Linked DNA regions of Homo sapiens: region 1 is linked to region 2. Evidence: chromatin loops called from intact Hi-C (ENCODE). Cell type or tissue: IMR-90. All regions are shown on one strand. Each heading gives the region's core, and the rest is flanking DNA. Links, peaks and the distances in the headings are about the cores only. Region 1 overlaps STXBP6 (syntaxin binding protein 6). Region 2 overlaps STXBP6 (syntaxin binding protein 6).

What was found. Peaks named below come from ENCODE experiments on the same cell type or tissue, not always from the same donor. Only the 100,000 strongest peaks of a DNase experiment are listed, where the experiment ranks them.
Region 1: it touches region 2 in a loop (2.0-fold over the local background); 2 of 110 quality-filtered maps call a loop at or near these places.

Annotation. Positions count from the first base shown.
Region 1 is chr14:24,911,422-24,923,045 of GRCh38, reverse strand. All of the region lies in intron 2 of STXBP6 (syntaxin binding protein 6), which reads left to right. Among named protein-coding and RNA genes, the nearest start is that of STXBP6, 130 kb to the left of the region's middle. In IMR-90, for the core only: no CTCF peak of the experiment used is centred there; no DNase peak of the experiment used is centred there.
Region 2 is chr14:25,002,402-25,014,025 of GRCh38, reverse strand. All of the region lies in intron 1 of STXBP6 (syntaxin binding protein 6), which reads left to right. Among named protein-coding and RNA genes, the nearest start is that of STXBP6, 42 kb to the left of the region's middle. In IMR-90, for the core only: no CTCF peak of the experiment used is centred there; a DNase peak (open chromatin) is centred at 6,715.

The DNA.
Region 1 (11,624 bases), core at 1,319-9,318, 90 kb after region 2:
TATTGGGTCATGGATACTTGAGTATTTATTCTCTATATCTTTTTCAATGTTGGAAATATTTCATATTATACATTAAAATGTAAGCAAAAGGAAGGAATCCTTCTTAACCGAGAGAGAAAAATTATATTAAAGATTAGAATAGTGAATCCAAAATGGCTCAAATCTGAGGCATAAATAAGTTCATCACTGAACTGGACATGCTGTTCTTTCATTTAAGTTAATTAATGACTAGAACCTATTTTGTTGCTATAATATCTAAAGTACATATTGGGGATGGTGATGGCATGGAATTGTTATAAGGTTTCCCTCATCTATGTCTGCATAAGGTGGAATGAGCAGGCAGGCAAATGAAAATAATATCAAGGTCAAGGTCACCAAGTAGAAGGATGCATTTACCTGGTGTCAAGGCTGCTGTTGGAAAGGACAGCATCCCTGTGTACTTGTAGGACCTGGGAGGTTGTAGAGATGTCTTCTTAGAAGAATTTTGAAAGGAAGCAGAATTTCAGCCACTAAGATTTAGTAAGGGGAAAAGAGGTTATCTTTACAGAGATGATAGCCTGGCTGTGGCAAGAGGAAGATATACCCTTGGGCTCTGCATTTTTAAAAAAGGAAAAATAATGGTATTGATAATTCCGCTAGGTGAGAGCAGCTACAGTGTTAAGAACACATTTGATCAGGAATTAAAACGTGGTATGATGTCTCTACCTGGTTCCCCCACTCACTCTGTGGCTTTGGAGAAGTCACCTAATCCCTCTAAACATCAGTTTTCTCATCTATAGAGCTAGGGAGTTGGTTTTGATATCTATAAGCCCCCCTTTAAGCCTGAAATTCTTTGCTAATTTTTCATCAATGGCTTACTGGAATGAGGGAGAAGGCAGAAAGAGATAAATAAGGGTCAGAAGACTTAATAGAAGAGTTGGAGGGTGACTCATTCTAGGGAAGTGGCTGCTGACAGAGTAAGTCAGAATGTACAAAGACTTTGGTAAATGACTGGAAGATGACAGGAGTCTCGGCAAGGCCTGGAATATGATGCATGGTATCCTGAAAAAAAGGGGAGGGGGATGAAGATTGAGGAATATGGGAGTCCACTGGGTGTATTACCAAGGGCAGTGGTGAAAGGGGCAGCAGTAAGGAGCACAGGGACCCAACAATAGAAAGGTGGGATGTACAGGCCAACTTTGAGACAAAAAAATAGCTGAAATGTGAAAGTAAGGGTTGTGGCTTTTGAGCCATGTTCTTATTTAAAAACATAGTAGTAGTCAATAACATAGGTTAAAATAGGCAGAGGGGGACAATTTCCTTTTTATGAGAAATGACTGTAATTTGCCGCCTGACTTTCCCAATACTGGGACTCTGTGCCTGTCCCTCTGTGGTGTGGATATTTGTTCTGGAATAACAGCAACAAGCCTTTTAGCTGGTATTAGAAGGAATAACTGAGCTCCTGTTATCTTAATGCCAGTTGATTCTAAGCCTTGAATTGGATGAGCCTTCTACCCTCTTATAGTAAAGTTGTATTTAAACAAAAGGAATGCTAAACGAGACATCTCTTGATATCCAGAAAAAGGATATTATATAGGTTGAATTAAGCCAGTGCTTTTTGGTATGTGTGTTTGCAGATATTGGAAAGTTTTAGTAAAATTGCACTTCTTAAAAGGTAAATATAATTTCTTCTTGGAGATCACACTGTGCTCTAAGCACCTTATTAAAGTGTTAGAGTCATCAAATAGATGCCTGGTTGAAGCTGGGATTATATAGCTTATACCAGGTTTGTGTTGATTAATGGAATGGTAACAGCAGTAATTATTAGCTTTCATTGAAATTTGTATGTACTACATTGTATGAATTACTTTACAAATACTTCCTTGAATCCTGACACATCCCTGTGAAGTAAGTGATACTATTCCCATTTTACAGAGAAGAGAATTGAGACTTTAACAGATTATACAACTTGCCTACTAAGTGGCAGTTAGTAAAAGGCCAAGCCTGTTTTAAACTAGGTCTCTGATCCCAAAGCTAGATTTATTAAGTATTAAACCCTTGTCTCTGGTGCCTTGTGTCTGCTGTGTAGTCAGCAATACATCCAACACACCAGATTTCTAGATCTTGGGTTGCATTATCTCAGTGGTCATAGCATGTGCTACTATCCTGATAACTGAGCTGGTTTTCCTGTTTCCCAGAAACAAGTGAAACAGAACATAGTTTGTGGGTAAAGACGGTCTCCAGTTGTGCACAGGAGTTGCTTGGCAAACCCTTCATACTATTCTTAGAACAGTTGACATGGAAGATAAGAGACTGTGAGGTGGTTTGGGGGCTTGAAGGATGTAACATTGAGGAGATGTTGGAAATGGGGGCAGCTGAGGGAGACAGGATCCTTCTTAGGGTCCTCTGGGAGCAGTATGGCTCTACTGGGGTGGAGGCCTTGCTGGCTAACAGAAATTTTCCAATTCAATAAAGTATGCTGGGTTTTATTCAAAAACAAATAAAAGGGGAATCTCTAGAAATGTGCGCTTACTCAGCCTTGAGTTTCCTTCTCATCAAACTAAAGGAGGGCTAAACTATCGCCAGCAAGGAAGTATAACACACTGCCTGAGGAGTCACCTCAGCTCTCTGAAAATGAGAAAGAGAAATATTCTGTTGATCAAACGTTAAAAATAGTTGAGTAAATATTTTATGAGTAAATATTTTAAACTGTCAGAAAAGAACCATTAAAACATGAAGTGTAAATGGCAGTCTTGTTATTTTAGAAAATGGCCATATCTAACACACCTTTATTTTTAAAATCTAGTATACAAACACAATAACATTTATACATCTTCCTCCACATGTGTTTTGAGTATTGAGTTCCTGATTCTTGCTGTGCTTTGTTTGATTTCTGTGTACCAGGAGCAAGTACACTGGTGAGTTTCAAGATGTTTGTAGTGCTTTTTGATACGTAGATGCTGTTGATATTCTGGTCTCTTAAGTTGAGAAGATGGAAAGCTAAACATAAGAATCACAATGACATTGGAAATTTTTGGATATCAAAACCTCTGGAAAGCTAAATTTTACCCAAGTTTTCTCTCCTCTTACTTTACATTCTTCGCAAGAGCACAAATGAAGCTCCTGTCATTTTCAATTTGACCTAACTTGTCTCTGTGTAGCTGTTTCTCTCTTTATTATAAGCTTTCTTTCAAAGTGTAGGCACTTTGGTATTGTAAGCAAGTGAAGATTTATAAGAAATTAGCCTCCCTGTCATGCACCCACACCATCCTTAAGTACATACACACAACTCACCTTCTCCCACTACTGTTTTCATTAACAAATACTCATTTATTTAATAAACCAAGTCACTATATTGCACAAAGAAATTAAGGGTATGAGGCAGAGTCACACATGTGAGGTGCATTCACAGATTTATTAAAATTGTTGTATAAAATTGTTGTAGCGCAAAATAACTCCTCTTAGATACCAAGTAGGAGCAGAATTTAATCTGACGTACTAAGTGACTTGAGGGCAATTTGATTTAAAAAAAAAAAAAGTGCGTATTGAATCTTTTGGAGAGAAATAGTTCTTCTCTAAAGGGATGTAATGAACTGTAAAGGTAACTTAAAATTTGTTTTTTTTTTATTTTTCGCATTTATTTATCAGTTATTAAAACATCCAAAGATGTTTTTCTGAAGAATTAGGAAATAAAATGGTATACACATTTCTGTCAGTGTGTTTGTTACAGGATAATTTTCCCTTTCTTAGAAACCTTTCTTCCATCTCTTTAGTCTGGAAGACTAAAGTACCATATTACCCATGCCAGAATGAGACTTGGTGATAAGGTTATTTTAAGCATCTTAGGCAGAAATTGCCCCGAAAATACTTGATTTCTGAGTGTGCTAAACTCGACATAGTACCTGTTGCATAAGTGTTAAAAAACAAAGGCAGACAACTTAGGCAGCTCCGACACATCTCACCTTGAGGGCTGTGTTCCTGAGGAAGGAGGAAGTTAGGCAAGGATGTGTGACTGCACTATTTTTCCAGAGTCTCCATTATGATAACAGTAGAATTTCCATCTTGAGCACACTGTTAGATTCAAAGCACCTGCTTTCGTTTCTTCTGCCTTCCCAGTATGGGAACTTGAGCCAACAGCCTTGAAGTTGTGAAGCATTCATTATTTCACAGTACAGTAAGTAGGGAAAAGTTTTTCTCTTTTGCACTCTTGGTTTAGAACAAAATTGAAACCTTATATTTAGACCAAATATTTGACAGTTAATATTCAAACATAAGATGCTGTAATTCTGCTTTTTTCACATTTCATGTCAACAATCAGTTGTGTTCTAGGGTGAGAATGTACCAGCCACTGGTTAAACTGCCGTAATAAGGGAGAAGAGAGTACCAGAAATATGTTAATTAAGTCTCTGTGTTTAATAAAGCATTCGTATTGAGTAGATAAATCTTCACTTCTAACTCATTTGTCAGACTGCCAATTCTACAGTATTTTATTAATTGAAACTTTTTCCCTTTCTTTAATTTCACCAACTAAACAAGATTTAGTTGTTTAGACATCCATGCCTGCTGTGTGTGTGTGTGTGTGTGTGTGTGTGTGTGTGTGTGTGTGTGTGTGTGGTGGGGGTGTGGTTTTTAAGAAATAATCACCTCTTTTTAAAGTTAAACGTTTTAATGAGCTCCTTTAACAATGATTTTAGGTTTGTATTGACAAAATTTAAATAAAACCATCACAGGTCATTCCTGTGTCCCCTTACCCTCATCTACTTGTTTCTTTTAAGACTAGTTTTATTGAAATATAATTCATAACCCTGAAGTTTACCCATTTAGATGTACAATTGGTTTTTAGTTTATTCACACATCTGTGCAGTACATCACTGCTATCCTATTTACCACTAACTTTTTTCATCACCACCCCTCCCCACATACACAAAAATCCATACCTATTATTAGATACAACCTCCCCCAGCCCTTGGCAACCATTAATCTACTTTCTATCTCTATGGATTTACCTATCCTGGACATCTTACATCACTGGAACCATACAGCCTTTTGTGATTGGCTTCTTTCAACATTGTACCTGTTGCATAAGTATAAAAAAACAAAGGCAGACAACTTAGGCAGCTTGGACACATCTCACCTTGAGGACTGTGTTCCTGGGGAAGGAGGAAGTCCGGCAAGGATATGTGACTGACATAATGTCTTAAAAAGTCATCCATGTTGTAATATGGTTAGCAAATATTTTCTCCCGTTATGTATATTGTCTTCTCACTTTATTAATGGTGTCCTTTTCAGCACAAAGTTTTAAATTTTGATGAATTTTAATTTATCTTTTTTTTGTCTTTTGTGTTTTTAGTGTCATGTCTAGAAACTTTTGTCTAATGCAAGGTAATAAAGATTGTTATCTATGTCTTTTTCTAAGATTTTTGAAGTTTTAGCCCTTACATTTATGTCTATAATTTATTCAGGTTAATTTTTGTATATAGTATGAGGTAGGTGTCCAGCTTCTTTCTTTTTGCATATGGTTATTCAGTTTTCCCAGCACTGAAATGCAATTAATTTCTAATTGAAAATGTTAACCTCCTCAGAGATTATCTTGAGTGCTTATGGTGCGATTGGTGTTTGAGGAAGGTTGTTGCTAAAGCTGTGCTCCATGTTTGTAGCTTCCAGTGCTGGTGACAGCCTTTTCTCACCGTCTCTTCAATGAGTTACAGTGATCCTTCTGTCCCCACGTGCGTTGCCAATACTTTGCCAAAAAGTGTGAAAATGTAGTAAAACAATCACACATTTGCCTACTCCATTTTGTCATCTTTTCTTCTAGTTTTTGTGTCATTCCTTAATAATATGAGATTTTTTTACAAAATTGTGCCGAGTTGTTAACATTAGGTATAATGTTAAACATGGATGTTAGTATTATCTTTGCCTCAACTCCTTAGTCCCCTAGAAATGTGTACCAGGGACACAATTGCATTTTCTTCCTCCTACTCTGTCTTCCTTATGCTATGCTTCCTTAGGAGAGACAGACTTTTCTCAGCTGTTTCTAAATGTTGGGGCTGATCTGTGCCAATCCTATTTTGTCCATGGCAGGCTGACCCTGGGAAGAAAGTATAGTCTAGGAATGGTCATGTTTGTGTCCAAGAGTTAACTACCTCTAATTCCTGAGCTGAATATACTCTGAAAAGGACTGGCTTTCTAAATCAGTTCTTCTCAAACTTGAATGTGCATGTAGATCACCTGAGGATTTTATTGAAATGCTGATTTTGATTCATTATATCTGGGTGAAGCCTGAGATTCCACATTTCTAACAAGCACCCACGGTTACAGATGCTGTTGATCCATGGATCACACTTTAAGACCTAAGGTCCCCAGGTGTCCTAGATCCTAGGAGGAAGTCAGGAGTTGGAAACATTCTAATCCAGACCTTGAGTTCTCCCTAGTATTTTCTGGAAACCAAAAAAGATTCTTTAAATAAAACAAAACACTCCCCACACACCCTGCAAAGCAAACAAACCAATTCCAGATACCATCCAGTAGCTGCAATCAGATAGAGATTAAACTTCTTAAAGAAATAAAATCTCCCCTTAGGATAACCTGCAGATATTTTGCTATGGCTAATTACTCAGTTGCAAAGACCAAATTTATGTGTGTCTGATGATGTCACAGTGATGTCTCTGGTCTTTTGGTATATTCTCAACATCATGACTCAGAAAGGTGTTATGTGATTATGCTTTGATGAGCACAGCGTCCAACTGGCTGATTTATAGATTTCCCCAGCTGATTTAAGAATAAAATAGGATGAGTTGAGCCTTCTCTACCTGGTCAATCTTAGTTTTCTTTAAGCCCAGTTACATTCTCATAGCAATTTAGGCAAATACCACCAGATGCCCTTATCACAAAACTCATATTTACCCTAAACCCAGGGGGTGAAGACTTTGTTTGTCATATTTGTTTGGAATGATTTTACCTTAAGCTGTACAGGAAAAGGCTGTTGATTTTCTAACCAAGACATATATTTATTTGAGTCTTTTTGGTTTTTCTGGTAGTTACTTCAGAATCGGAGTTATAACTGCATTAACTATCAAGTTAAAATACCATGATTTTTACAAAAGATAGGCATCTATCTGTCTGTTGAACCCTGTTAAAAAAGCCGGTTCAGAAATGTTAGTGACATCTGAAAGAACAAAGTGAATTGTCTTGTTTTTTAAATAATCATTGCAATTTTCTTTTAGGTTCACATTTTATCTATTTTTGTTCTGCAAACCTTGGCTCAGGATAGTAAAGGTTGAGAGAGGGAGTGATTGATTGATTGATTCATTCATTCATTTGTTTCACCTTCACCTGATAAAGATTATTTATTTTGCAGCTGGATTAGAACTAGCTGAACAGGGTTGTGGGTATGAATATTGATTAAAAAGGGATAGAAAAAGGAGACGAAGACTATTGCTATACACATGCTATGACCTCATAGTTTATGCTAATTTCTATGACTTTAAAAAAATGTCTTCAGAGCTTAGCTTCTTCACCAGAACAGGACTATATTTAAAAATCCAAATGATTTACCTAATGTATTATTTTTGCTAAGTAAGAACCAGTATCTTATGGTGGTTGGTTTAGGGTGAAATACAACTACAATGGTAATCATAATAGTAATAGTAATGCCAATGGTAATAGTAATAGTCCATTGTTTCAGTAGTGAAACAATCCATGCCCCACAGTTTGTGTGTAATGTCTGGGTAACTCAGCAGACCATCTGTTTGACTATGGCTCTTGAAAAACTTCACTTTTACCACTGTCTGAAGGAATTATATCAGAATATAATCCTGAACCATAGTTGAAATGAAAGAATTTACAAAGCCATCTCATTTGTGCTCTTAGTCATTTTTATTCTATCTCTACACTGATTGAGGTTGTTACATGAATACTGAGAGCACAAAGTCTGACCTGTGTAGACAGTAATGACATGAAATGCAATTGTGTATTTTTGTTAGCTCTGAGAAACATGACAAATTGTCCTCATCTGTGATTCCTCTCTCTTCTCCTTAAAAAAAGACAATGTTGAACCAAACTTTTTGATAAATAACTTCTGATAATAATGGTGAAAGCTGAGGGAGACTAATGTTTTGCTTCTCAGCAATCCTGCTGCCTGGCACTTGCATGTTTGAAACAGTCAAGAAGATGATTTTCTGAAAATGAGCAAAATCTGTAAAGCTAAGAGCTACATCCTTTGGAAATGTATGAGTGAAATACTCAAATGCTATCAAGCAAGCTCATAAATCTTGATTCATCGTTTGATCAAGATCATAAATCTCCATCAAAGAATTATGCACAAGCCATTTTTCTGATGTGCATCTTAAATGCAAAAGTTAAAAAAAGGAAGTCTTCATGACAACGGATAGCTTAGGGAAAAAATAGACAGCTGTAACAGGGAGCCAGCAGAGTTGTGTCAGGCCTGTGAGGGGCTGCGGCCCTGGCATTCAGGATAGTTGCATATGTTCTTTTAAATGAGGAAAAAGGGGAAATGGATATTTTATTTAGGAAGGGGGAGGATAATGCAACCAGCCTGTCTTTGAAAATTTGTTATTGTCACAAGTTTATAGATTTTTCGTCCTTTGACTAATTAAGGGCAGTATAATAAATTATTACAGTAGCCAGTATTTTGAAATTCATTTTTAAAAAAAGTAAAATAAAAAGCCAAGCATTTGACTATCCTGTTAAGATGCAAATATCATATCTCAATCTTGTGATTGAGAGTATATAAAATGGTGTCAGGCATATTAATAAGAAAGTAGTACTAATCTGTCATACTGAAAAATAAGGGAAGAGCCAAGGACAGTTTTAAAATATATCTTGTGACCAAAACTTGGAAGATAGTCTCGGGATGACAGATGATTAATTAGAAATATGTCAACCTCAGCTGCTAGGAATTAAGGTACCTGTAAGATAAAATCCATGAGAAATTAATTTTAAAAAGCTTTATTTCTTGCATCACAGTGGCATACTTTCTGATACCAGCTTTAGTATCTGTTACCAAATGACAGTGAAAGATGATGCATAATTTAAGGCTCAGTAAATCCCGCTAAGCCTGAGTTGCTGGAGAATGACACATTGACATCTAAAACAAGGCTCAGGAGATGAAAGGGAAAGGCCAAACTGCCTATCAGCTGTAATGTGTCTTGAATCCTTCCCCACATCCACAATGCTTCCTTGAGAAGAGACAATATTTCCCCCTGTTCTGGGGACCACTTTATTCCATTTCCACTTCCTTGGTGGTAAAATGTGAACCAAGATAGTAGCAGGGTTTTTCCAAAGACTATAAAGATTTTATCTCTCATTGTTTTTAATTAGTGTCTTTAAGACACAAGGTTAAACATGGAAATTATATACTATAGCAAAGCAAATTCACTTTTCAAATTGACTATTTAAAAACTTTTAGTGATGTCTAATTGTCTTACAGATTTTCCTCTTCTCAGCATACATCTGAGCTGGGGTTCTAAAAGAGATTGCAGATGTTTTCTTCTCAAAGTAGCCTCGGACACATACAATATGACCCATTCTTTGTTGTTGTTGTTGTTGTTGTATTGTTAATTTAATTTTTGTGGTTGACAAATAATGTACATATTCAAGGGATGCATGGTGATGTTTTGATACATATTATATATAGTGATCAGATCAGAACAATTAGCATACCCTTTATATCAAACATTTATCATTTCTTTGTGTTAGGAACATTCAGTATCCTCCTTCTAGCTATTTAAAACTATATAATACATTCCTGTTAACTATAGCAGATGACCCATTCCTTATTAACTGGTCCTCATCTCCAGGACTGTGGTTTCTCAGCAAAGAAGGAATCATTCCTGTTTGGCCAGTGAAGGAATGTGTGACCATAACTATTGAGCTGCTACTTTTTGTTGGAATCCCCTCAGTGGAGGTTTCCTTTTCAGCATCCTTTAAGATAATTTGAGTTTCATACCATTTGATGAGTCTGTGAATTACCCTGTAATTATACCCGTCTCCTGGCAGGGTAGGTGTTTGCAGCATTAAGATTGGGCTCATAACTCAGGATTGCAAAGAATAATTATGTAAGTAAGAAAAATAGGTTAAATCCCAGTTAACCTAGTGCTGGCTTCTGAAAATACCTGTGGTGGAGTTCCTGTTTTTAAATTTTCAATCTATTTAGACCAGTGTTTTAGTAAAATAGGATAAAAATAAATTGCTAGAAAAATGAAAAAAAGGCAAGTCCACATTTTTTTAAAAAGTAGTGTTATATTCAACTGACATGAAGTTACTCTGTCCATGTTCTATAAAGCTTCTAAGTACCTTATAGCAATTTTTTTCTTATTGCAGAACAGCACCAGATAGCATGGTCTGAGGGCCACACTTTGAGCAGCATTAATCAAGTGTACTCACATTTACTCACTTGTACCTCTTGCCACTCCTGGTCACCTTATTCTTTTAATAAATTGTTATTTAAACCTTAGATTAAGTATGCACTTAAAGTAAGGCTGTATGATTTTTAAATGGATAGATCTAATTGCAAATTCCTATACGTTGTTAAATTGTTATAGAAGATTTTAACAATTATTTGGCAAACACTGGTTGCTGCATTTCACTTTTTTTTTTTTTTTTTTGGCATTCACTTTCTATAAACCTTACCCAGCCACCTTTCCCTGTCACAATACCAAACATTATTATCAGGTGATTTTCAGTAACATCCATTCAAGATACCTTTTATATTTTAACTTAGTTCTTAAAATCTTGAATTATTTGATTGAAAAGCTAGTCTAGGACCTTGGTTTTGCTTAAAATTGAAAGGAAGAGGCTGCTTTAAAGGCTATAAGAAAATAATCACACTAAATTCTAACTCAGACCTCAAGTAGTTAAAAAATTATTTACTTCTACGAATTCCTTGTTCAGATTGGGTACATAGAAAAATAGAGTTACTTATGTACAATACTAGCTTGATGGGACTCTCATGCCAAACAGATACTGCCCACCCTTGGTGGTTATGTTAGTTTCTCTCTTTCCATTGCACAAGTTGAATACAGTGGTAATATTTAAATGGAAAAGACTCAAAATACCACACTTGCTGTCTTACAATATTTGGAGTGCTGCCATGTGGACAAGAAAGTTGAGTAACTCTCCGTGACTGGAGAACACACAGACTCATGGGTAGAAGACAACAGAGAGGCTGATTTCAATTTAAAAAAGGGTTTGTAAACATGTACACAAATGTGCACGTGCATATTTGAGGGAAGACAAGGAGGAACCAAAGAACTCTTCTGGTTTTTCTAAGCTATGTGCTCTGCTGCAGATGTGGCTGCTGGGAAAAGGGTGATAATAGAATAAAGGTTTGGAACACTCTGAGAAATGGAATGAGGCATTCACTGTGGTTGTGTAAAGGAATTGCCAAGCAGCACTGCCAGGCAAATGACTGACTGTTGGGCTGTTAGAGAGGACACTCAGGCGTTAGATATAAATTGGTCTGGATGACTGCCAAGGTGCTTTCCAACTTTGAGAAGCTGGTATCTATAGTGGAGACATCGTCCTGCTTGGTTTCTTTCTTTCTTTCTTTCTTTCTTTGGACATCCTCCTGCTTGATTTCTTTCTTTGGACATCCTCCTGCTTGGTTTCTTTCTTTCCTTCCTTTC
Region 2 (11,624 bases), core at 1,873-9,872:
TTATTTTATTAGTAAATATTTGGGTACACATCTCTAAAAGATAAGGACTCTTTTTTAATACTATTAATGCCATTATTACACTAAAAAAATTCTCTAACAATCAAATATGGGCTATTTAGTCAGTGTTCACATTTGTTTGTTTTTCTCATTATTTTTCTCTTTAGTTTGTAACAGTATCCACATAAGGTCTACACATTGCAGTTGATTGACATGCCTCTTCAGTCCCTTTTAATCTGTGGATTCACCCTTCACTATCTTTTCCTTGTGATCTATTTTTTTTTTTTTTTGTCAAATGGGATCATTTATTCTGTAAATTTTTCCCACTGGCTGGATTTTGCTGATTCCATCTCATGGAGTTAAATGTTAAATGTTCCTCTGTTTAACATATTCCTCTAGCCTCTGTATTTCTTGTGAACTGGTAGTTACATTTAGAGGCTAGATTGAATTCTGTTTCAATTTTTTGTCAAAAGTACTATATGAGCAGTGTTATGTATTCCCATGAGAAGACACTTACCTTTAGGGGTGTGTGTGTGTGTGTGTGTGTGTGTGTGTGTGTGTGAAAGAGAGATGTTGATAGCCAATGGTGATTTTGCTGTCTAAATCCATCAATTCATTAGGAGTTTTAAAATGTTATTTCATGTCAATCATTTCTCCATTTATTAGCTAGACTACTTCTATGAAGAATAATCTAGCCAATCCAATCATCTGTTTGGCTATCCTGAGGTACAGTTGTATAGAAAAGGCAAGAAAAATGTTCGATTCTTTCCATTTATCTACCAGTTTTCAAAATATTTGGCTCCCTAGCATCCAGAGATAACCAATTTGGGGAGCTGGGGAAAGAGAAAAAGAGAAATTGGTGGCTCATCAAGAATTCATTAATTTAAAATATTTGATGTTTCAAACCATTACATTGATTCTTTGTTGTTGTTGTTAAGAGGTGGGGTCTTTCTCTGTCATGTAGGCTGGAGTGCCGTGCAACTATCGTAGCTCACTGCAGCCTCAGACTACTGGGTTCAAGCAATCCTCCCACCTCAGCCTCCCAAAGTGCTGGGATTACAGGCATAAGCCACCTTCCAGGCCATTTCCTTTATTCTTATTGAAACTAAAATTGTCTCATCTTTGGCCGATGGGAATCCCTTTGTGTGGTCTCCTGAATCCTTTTGATATATAACCTTAATAGTCTTTGAGTTTCCCTGCTTTTTGTATGCTAGGCCAATGGTTCTCAAAGTGTAGTCTGAGGATGCCTAGGGGTTCTCAAGACCCTATTAGTGAGTCCATAAGGTCAAAACAATTTTCATAATAATAAGACATAATTTACCTGTTTTATTCTTATTCTCTTACCTGTATATAGTGAAGTTTTCTAGAAACCATATATTGACTATTGGAATGTATGTTTTTTTGTTTGTTTGTTTGTTTTTTTGTTTTTGAGACAGAGCCTTGCTTTGTTGCCCAGGCTGCAGTGCAGTGGTGCAATCTCAGCTCACTGCAACCTCCACCTCCTGGGTTCAAGTGATTGTGATTCCTCTGCCTCAGACTCCCAGATAGCTGGGACTACTGGCACTAGTAGAGATGGGGCTTTGCCATATTGGCCAGGCTGGTCTCAAACTCCTGGCCTCGAGTACCCCCACCTCGGCCTCCCAAAGTGCTGGGATTACACATGTGAGCCAACATGCCTGACTGTGTGCATGCATGTTCTTATGTTTTCTAGAATTTTTTAAGGTAAGCTCTTTGAAGTCTTGAATAATTTCTAAGAGTGTAAAGGCGTCCTAAGACCAACAAACTTGAGAACTACTATTCTAGGCTCATCTTTTATGTTTCATGCTACATACATATAATCACTTGTGGCCTTATAAATTAGCTCCATTTTTTTTAACTCCATTTTTGTGTATGCCTGAGTGATCTGCTTCAAGTCTCACAGCTAATAAGTGGCAAAACTAGAATTTGACTCTAGTCAAATCTGAGACTGCAGTGAGCTGTTTTTGTCCCGTTGTACTGCACCTGGGTGACAGAACGAGATCCTGTCTCACAAACAAAAACAAAAAACAGCCAGTACTCCGAATATGTTGCTTTTCTGGTCACAGTAGGAAATTCAAAATGTAGTAATAGTTTTTTAGAGTATTGACTTTTGAAGATCTCAGTCATCCAGAGAAGAGCCTGCCTTGCCTGTGGAATTCGTTAATGGCTCATATGTTTTCCACTAATTTGTGAACCCAGGATCCAATCTATTGCTCACCTATGTAGCTTAGAAATACTTTTTTTTCATCCTGTAGTTGGCTGAACCAAATCCTGCAAGAAAACATGCTGCAATTTTAAAAGCTGAATAATGGTGCCTTAAGCCTGGGACTCTCATTTATTTTTATCACTGAACAGTATATAAATCTCTAAAAATGGCTACTTAAAATATAACTGGATTTTGTAGTCTCTGGGGCTCAGGGAAAACATTATTTTGTCTCATTCTCTTGGACTGAACCCAGTAACGTGCCATTTTGTCACAATGCCCAATAACCTTAGCTTCTCTTGGCTAATGAACAACATTAGCTCTTATTTCCCAGGTATGAAAGAGTTTCTATCATGAGAAAAGGAAGTGTGTTTCCAAAACAGTTAGCAGTGGCTTTCTGAAGTTAGTGCATATACAGGAGAGGAGCAGTCTTATGTAATATCCTTGAGTATTTTTCCAACATAGGAAATACTTGACGGTACCTGACAGCCTCAGGTGCCATCTGGAAAAGTGTCATCTTGTAGGAAGCTTGGATCAGAGCCTGTGTGTCATAATATGTCAGGTGTGTCATAATTACTTTGTGGTTCTGGTGGGGAGTGAAACAAAGACTATGTCAAAGGTTGCAGGGTTCTTAATGGAATATAAATTTCTTTGTTGGAAAGTAGATCTTTAATACTAAACTAGTTTTTGTAGTTATAGACAAATTCATTTTGCACTGTAGCCTTGCTTGTTATTTTTCTCAACATTAAATCTGCCATTGTGAAACGGTCTCAATATCTGATTTAAGTAATTAGTTGCATTTAGATTTCTATATTTAGACTGTCATTTTCATGGGCTTTTCCAGCAAGTCATCTCATTGACTTTGTTGAAGGTAGTTTTAGAATACAGAAAGTCAGTATGTAAAGTAGAAAGGTGGTTCTTTCATAGGATGGGCTTTGAAACTCCACACCACCACCATTGGTCTTGTCAAAATTTTGTTTTCTTTCATGTTTGTCACTTTGACCAAATCCTATCCCCCAAAGAAAAGAAAAAAAAAATCATCAAACAGACCCGTCTCCACATGCAAAGCATGTAGTATATGATGATGGGAGCCTGGAACTTACAGCTGGGGAATGCCAGGAATTTGGGGTTCTAGTGTCACTAAGGCTCCGCCTTTCTGTGCTTTAGTTTCCTGTTTAGAAAGTTCTGCTCCTTCATAAGGACCTTGAAGTACTAGGAGGAAAGGTGCTTTGTGTGTGGAGTTTTCCATGAAGTGCAGTCCCAACTAAAAGGCTGCGTTAAAGGTAGGTAAATGCCTTATAAAAACATATTTTAAATACAAAACATTTGTTAATTTATGCCACTTATTTATTTATTTAAGTATAAAATAGCCTCAGGCAATTGGAATTCAGATTTAAAATTCAGGTTTTGTTTATTGAATTCTCTTGCTAAGAGCAAAGAATGTAAAGGCTTGGGAAGTAGAAATTGGAACGCATTTTAATTGCCTGAATAGGTTTACCGGAGAAGAAGTTTTATTAACGTGGAAACATGTTCTTCCTCTGAGTCTGATTAGAGGCTACTTTGGGCTAGTCCATAAATCTCTTTTCAAATCTAAAGTGAGCATAACCATCATAAAGTGAGCCATAACTTAACAGCTCTTCCTGAGGACTGCCTTGGCTAGAGTTTCTATGGTGAGAACTCAGAATTCCAGGAATGCATGTTGAGCTGGAATCTCTCATATCAGTGATTCCCAAAGAGGAATGAGGGTGTGTCCGAATCTCCAAGTGTGCTTTTGAAGCTCTGAAGACCTCTTTTCCTTTGCCCGGGAGCTCAGTGAGCCACTGTTGTTAGCAGTTGTGTTTGGTATCTTTAGGTGTTTTAGTGAAAAAACAACTGAAGTTAGGCTGATGAGGAGAGTTGGGGGTAGCCTGTTAGCATTTCTCCCTGGAGAGTGCCACTCACTCTAGAAAAAGTAAATAATGGCTTTGAATGATTTGTAGTCCATACAGTGGCAGTCATATTGCTGAAAATTTGGTAACATATAATGTTTGTGGTATTTGGCTTGGTTCTAAATGCAGTTTGTGTGTGTGTGATGTTGTTTTGCATGAAGAGGCTACATGTGGGTGTTTTGATGCCCTGTAACAGAAACCAGTGGGACTAGAAAACCTGGATCTCTTAGTGCAGGGTCAGCACCAAGTCGGAGTAAGTTCTCAAAGAGTAGGTGACGTTGTGGCGATGGCGTGCTCCTCACTTTGTCGGACTGGGCTTGTTGGGTTTCTGTTTCACTGAGGGAGGAGATTTTCTGTGCATTTGATTACGCTACATGATACTGTGCAAGCTAACACTTTGGGCTTTGGGTCTGGGAAGGAAATGTATTTTGGTTACTTATTGTATAGTTTTGTATAATTTGTATAATTTATGCCTCATTTTGAGATGCAAGTAGGAAAATGGAAAAACAAGGAACCCAAGTAATCAGCAAATGAGCTTAAGAGAAGAGTCCCTGGGAAATTAAATAATATTTGAAGCTTCAAAGCTGTATGTTTAGGTTTTAGAACATCAGATATTAGGACCCAGTGATAAGAATTCTCCATTTATTGAACTGTTTTGAAATTTCATTTTTTAATTGCTTTAAGACGTCCTTAACTTGACGTCTTATAATACAGTTCGATAGTTGAATGAGACCATTCTGAAGTGAAAACAAAACAAATTAACTAGAAGTGATCTTAGCTATCATCCCATCCATCCTTTTTATTTTGCTGATGAATCCAGTAACTTGTGATAAAAGTCATATCTTGCTCTCAGAATTCTCCATGTCTCTCTGTGGAGTTAGCACATAATATATACTGGCTGGCTGGTGGGCTGGCTGAGATAGTATTTGCTAAAAAACTTAAACCTTTTGACCACAGTATTTGTGAAGAAAGTCTTGGTGGAAGATGTTAGAGTGACTCTTCGTTTTGGGATTTAAAAGCTTAGCCATTCTTCTGTGAGTTGTTAGATGCTACTGCTTGCTATTCTAAAAGCTTCTGATGTGTAAAATATTCTATAGGTATAAAACCTTTTGATGTGTAAAATGTCTTTTTTGTTACACATTCTCAAGCTGGTAGTCTCTTTTACCATTACTTTGGGAGCATTATGTAATTGCTATTTGAGAGTCAACAGAAAAATGAATAAAGAGGAATTATTGTTGCCAATAGACGCTGTTCTCCATACACCAAGTTAAATAAAACATGAATTTTAAAGTTCTATCAAGCAACAGCTTGTCAAATTAATTATAACATTCAGTGAGTCTTTAACAACCTAAAGTAATTTATCAGGTACATTTGGAAAGACGAACTCTTTTTGTTTGAGACAAGGTCTCCCTCTATCTCCCAGGCTGGAGTGCAGTGGTGTGCTCATGGCTCACTACAGCCTCGACCTCTTGGGCTCAAGCAATCCTCCCACTTCAGCTGGGACCACAGGCATATGCTACCACACCTGGCTAATTTTTTGTAGAGTTGGAGTCCCACTCTGATGCCCAGGCTGGTCTTGAACTCTTGGACTCAAGCGATCCTCCCACCTTCATCTCCCACAGTGCTGGGATTACAGGTGTGAGCCACCATACCTGGCCAAAAAGATAAACTTTTAAAACTTAAAAAAAATTTTTAAAAATGAATTGTGGCTACTTCCCATGTGTAGAGCTGGGTCTGGCAGCTAACATTTTGTTCATGTGGGACTCAGGCAAATTTGTTTCTGAATTAAAGGAATTTCCTATCCTCATTTCTGGCTTCATGCCATGAGTGCCAGTGCCAGCTGACAGAGCCATCTGCAGGACTCTGTAGTAGAGTGGGAGCCAGGTGAAAGTGAGCCAGGCCTGCAGATGTAGTTTTTGTTAGGTGAAAACTTAGCAGAAGCGTGTCCAGTCCTGGAGATTGTCCATTCTCAGTTTATTTGGAGACTTTAAGATGGTAGAACAATGACAGGTTTCTAGAAACCTTGTGTTTAGTACAAAAAGTGGCTTGTCTGTGAGACCTCCTTTTGAGATGTTCAAAAGAATGTGAATATACTGGAACTTTGCAGGAATAATTTCTTCTGTGATTCCAAAATCTTCAGATTTGGAGGAAATAATTCAAATAATTGTATTGATTTCATCCATTCCTTCCACTAATGTTTACTGAGCATTTCTAATGTGCCCTGCACTGATTTGGATACCAGACAACATGGACATAATTCCCTGACCTCACAGAGCTTCCGGTGGGGGAGACAGACACACACAGAAGTTAAATATGTCAGACAGTGATATGAGCTACGGGGAAAACTAAAACAGGGAAGGGGATGGGAATTGTGCTGAGGGGTAAGGGAACCATGTCAGGACCTGGGGTCTTGTACTACTTGTGGTGACTGATTGTACCCACAGGCATGAAATAGAACAGTCATTTACATATTGTGGCTGACTGTGCTGTCATAGTTACTACTACCATTATCACAGTCACCGTCAGAAAGCATTTACCCCACGCCTCTTAGCAAGGTTTTATACAGAATGAGTCATACAGCTAAGTGTTTGTCCTCAAGACTGACAGCCCTTACGTGTACACATGCAGATAACTTACTAATGATGAATAGAAATTCCAACAATTGTATTCGTTCAACAAATGTTTATTGAATGATGGGGTATACAAGGCATTGTGGAGGACAGCAAGATAAATCACATATGTATCTTCCCAAAGGGGCATATAGTTCAGTATAGTCATAGAGCAGGTCATTTGCATGTCAGTGATTTAATTTGAGATAGACCATGAAAGTCTATGTCATATGCTGATTTCGCATTTTTGCCGAGGCATAATTTTGAGTCAGCTGCTTTGGGAGGCTGGTATGGGGTAACTAATGTCGGAGTGTGTGTTTAGCCATTTCCCTGTGTCCACATTTCAGTGAGGAATTGTTTCTACCTATTGCTGAATATGTTAAATGCCTTTGAAGTAAAATATGCTTTTTTTTTTTTGGTGAAAAATTGCTCTGAGAAGAAAGCCAGCTTCTAGAGTTGGTGATGGAAGTGCTGAATCTAAGATGTGATTGATGTTCCTTGGTCAGTACATGGAATCATTGAGGGCCTCAAGGAAATACTTAGCATTTTGCTGCCCTTATCAGGGAAATTTTATGCTGTACTAGTGTTTGCCAGCTTGGACGTGAACCCCTCGTGAATATATTTTTTGGATAGATCTTGATAAAGGCCTTAATGGGAATGTGGACACAGCAGAATTTATCTCCCTTGCTTGAAGCAGAGGTGCGTCTTCTGGGCCCTAATATCAGATTCTTCCCTTTCCTTCACAAATAAAGCATCAACCATGTTTATGTGAGGGTTCCTCATGTTTATCATCTATATGGGACCAAAAGTTTGCTACATAGAAACATAGTTTTTTTATATATGTATGTATACACACACATATACATATGCAGCCTTAGAAACAGAGCAAGAGAAAGCTTGGAAGGGGGAGGAAGAGCTGTAAAATACCATGGCAGAAGCTATTGGCTTCTCAGCATAATCCATGTTTTCCTCTTCCTGAGCCCACAGCAAGAATGCATTTCCCAGCCTCCTTTGGAGTTAGGTACAGCCACGTGCCTGAATTCCAGCAAAGGGGTGACCACAGTGAAAACAGCTGAGCCCATCAGCTTGAATCCCTAGTTCAGCGTGAGGAAGAGGAACACCTCATTCACCAGTTCTCTGTCATGGGAGCAAGAACAAAGTTCGGAGGTGTTTGAGCCATTATAGAGAAGTCAGGGATATATTTTGACAGTGATGAGTTTGGATCATAATCCTGAGTGTCATAATCCTGAATGTTGAAGTTCTGAACATCAAAATCCCAAAAGATCAAAATCCCTAAAGTCCAAAGTCCCTCATGTCTAAAGTTCTGAAAATCACAATCACAGGATGTTAATGTTAGGCCAGCTCTTATGGGCTGTCTCTGTGCGATTGTCCAAAATCTTTCCCTGTAATATACATTTTTACATGTTGAATTTTCTTTTCAGTTATTTAGCTTTTTTTTTTTTAGTTTTTTCCCTACTATTTTAAATTTGTAGAATTATTTTTTACAGTTCACTATGCTATGTATTTTATTTTTTCATCACTTCCAATATTGGAGTAATAAATTGTATAGAGACTTTTAGAGAGTTCGAATCCCTTTTATGCAATTTTTGCAAATTTGACTCCACAAAAGTGTAGTATCACCATGTTGAGTTTGTGTGTAAGCATTCTGTGTGCACGTGAAAATGTTGCAACTTTCTCAGCAAATAAAGAGATGTTCTTTTTGTACATCTGCATTTGCGAAGGATACAATTTCTTGATCTCAGCTCTTTGGATGACTGCATAAGTGGTGGTGACCCATCGTGGTTTTTGATCAATCTCATCAGAAGACTTAGGTTGTTCATCACAGTATTTCAGATGATTGCAGTCATAAAGCCAGGTGCAAACAATGACCAACCATAGTGATGTGCATTTATATAGTTCCCCTTTTGAATTATTTCATTTTGAATATGGTTTGTCTGCTCATAATTGTTATACCCATGCAACTGTTGTTAGCATACTTGAGTGTTTTTGCTTTCAAAAGTATGTATATTGTTATTGTCCATTTTATTGTGTTAAGTGACCTAGGAAGTGTTGTGTCATATCTTTGTTTCTCAAATAAATCCCCTTTTAAAAAGGTAAATAAATGTCTTTTAATGAGTCTTTAAATTTTTTTTTAAGAATTATATTTGCAGGATTTTGAGATTTCACTGAGATTGTGTCTTTTGGGATTATGATCAGCTCCCGCAGTGACTAGTCTTTCCTGACTAATACTGTGACTGTGTGGTAAGTGAGAGCAGTAAAGACAACAGTTTCAGAGCTGGGATCTGTCTTCATCAGTTTACTGGACCTGGTTGTTTCCATCCGAATGGCAGAGTCAGTGCTCATGGATGAGGATATTTATGCTCCTAGGCCCAGGCTGTGTGTGTGCTTGTTACTGCACTCACCTTAATTGCTTATAGAAAGCTATGCTTCTTGCTGCGCACTCCCCAGTAGCTGAGTGTAGAATCTAGGGAATGTGAACTGACCCTTGATTTTTCTTCCTCTTTCCCTCTTTTCCTCAATTATTTTAGTCCCTATCTTGTGCTAGGTGGTATCGGGATACATAGAAATGAAAGAAACATGGACTCTGCCCTCAAAGAGCTAACAACCCTAGTTGACCAGATTGCCTCAAGTGGGACTCCCACTGGAACCAAATTATTTAAACAATAAATGACTTTGTCAGGAGCTGAGAGGTATATTAGTTTCAGGTGCTGTTTCTTTGTTCCTCCTAATCCAGTCAGTTTTGCCCTTGAAACTTATTTCAGGTGGTCAACCACAAGGTCCAGTACACACCCATGCTTAGTATTGCCCTTCCCTCCCCCATGTGTATAATTCTCACATAGACCCTTGAGCAGTGCAGCAAGTTGTCTAGAGAAAGTTGATTGAGTGCTCTTTTCCCTTTGAATTCCATCGAACTGGGCCCGCATGGAAGAAGCAAAATTGTTACTTTGCTAAATATTGGGAATGGTGGATAGTGAGGTGAGGGGATTGGCATGTGTAGCCTGAGAAAATCCTACTCAGCCGTTTTAGTTGTAGTTTCAGCAGATTCAGTGGCTCCCTTTGTTTGGCCTATCACTGTATTTCAAGTTAGAATTTGAGGATCAGCTGCCTTCTTCTTTTTTGGCAATCTCCCTCTTCAATTTGCACGATCACTCACATTCGCTCTTGTTAATGTCAACTTGTCTGGTGTACTCCTTTGAGGTAGGCACCAGGCCTCAACTCTCTTTGTATTCTTTCTGCTAGTCCTTTACTCCAGAGCATAAACAGTGCTTTATATATTATGTATGGCACAATAAATGTTTAATGAATGAATGAGTTACTTAAATTTCTTAAACTGGGAGAGCTGCTTGAGCTAGTTTCATACTTTCACCAAGTATGAATAGGTCTTTCCCTGGGGAACATCATTTCCTGCTGCCATTGTGTTGCTGTCAATTCATGTGATGTTTTGTCTTGTTGTTGTGACACTGGCCTGGCCTTGGCCAGTAACAGGAGTCATCCAGCATGAGATTTAAGAAGGGAAAGTGATGACATGCTAAGTGGTTGCTGTATCAGTGTAGTAGGATGTGATCCAAAAGGTACTTACAGTGGGCATGTCTGGTGGATGGTACTGAACCACATTCTTATGCTTTTCTCAGCAAAAGAATTTTCTTATGTTACATGTACTGTATGACTCAATCTAATAAAAGAACAACAGATTCATCTTTTCCTGCCCGGTAGCTAGGTTTGTACCTTAGGTCCTGCTTGACTCACTGAAGGTTCCAGAGAATTCTCTGAAAATGGATGCATGCACACCCATAATTTGACTTGTTTCCCTAATAAAATTACAGCTGAAAACTTTCCCTGGAGGACTTGTTATGCTTCTTCCTAAAAGCACATTTCAATAATGACGACAAAAGAATGGTGATTTAGAATTACCCTAAAGGCTAGGAGAGAAGATATTTCACAGGAAGAGGCTCTGCTCTCCTTGGTATTAGAGGTTTCATCACTTGCTCCTTTGAGCACCTGTGGGACTCCTGTCTACAGCTTCCTTTATTTTTAGGCTTAACAACTGGTCTCCTCCCCTCCAGCTCAGAGGTCATTTAGAAAGAAACTGGCCAGAGCTTTTCTCTGATCTTGCTGTTCTTGCTTCTTTTGTCAGTTTAAGATTCTTTTGCCGAAAGTCAGTGAAGCAGATCATCTTCACATCTTTGATTCCTTGACCTTTACATTTAAGAATCTGTACATTAGGCCGGCCGCGGTGGCTCACATCTGTAATCCCAGCACTTTGAGAGGCCGAGGCGGGTGGATCACCTGAGGTCAGGAGTTTGAGACCAACCTGGCCAACATGGTGAAACCCCGTCTCCACTAAAAATACAAAAATTAGCTGGGCGTGGTGGCACACGCCTGTAATACCAGCTACTTGGAAGGCTGAGGCAGGAGAATCACTTGAACCTGCCCAGCCTGGGCAACAAGAGTGAAACTCCATCTTAGAAAAAAAAAAAGAATCTGTACATTTAAAAACATTTCAGTGCTGACTTGTTGCTTAACTTTGACCAAATTTGCAAAGATGGGGAAATTACTGTTTCTTCAACAGGACTTAGAAAGTCATAAGAATGGCCAGGCATGGTGGCTCACACCTGTAATCCCAGCACTTTGAGAGGCCGAGGCACATGGATCACGAGGTCAGGAGATCGAGACCATCCTGGTTAACCTGGTGAAACCCCGTCTCTGCTAAAAATACAAAAAATTAGCTGGCTGTGGTGGCACGTGCCTATAGTCCCAGCTACTTGGGAGGCTGAGGCAAGAGAATCGCTTGAACCCAGGAGGTGGAGGTTGCAGAGAGCCAAGATCACACCACTGCACTCCAGCCTG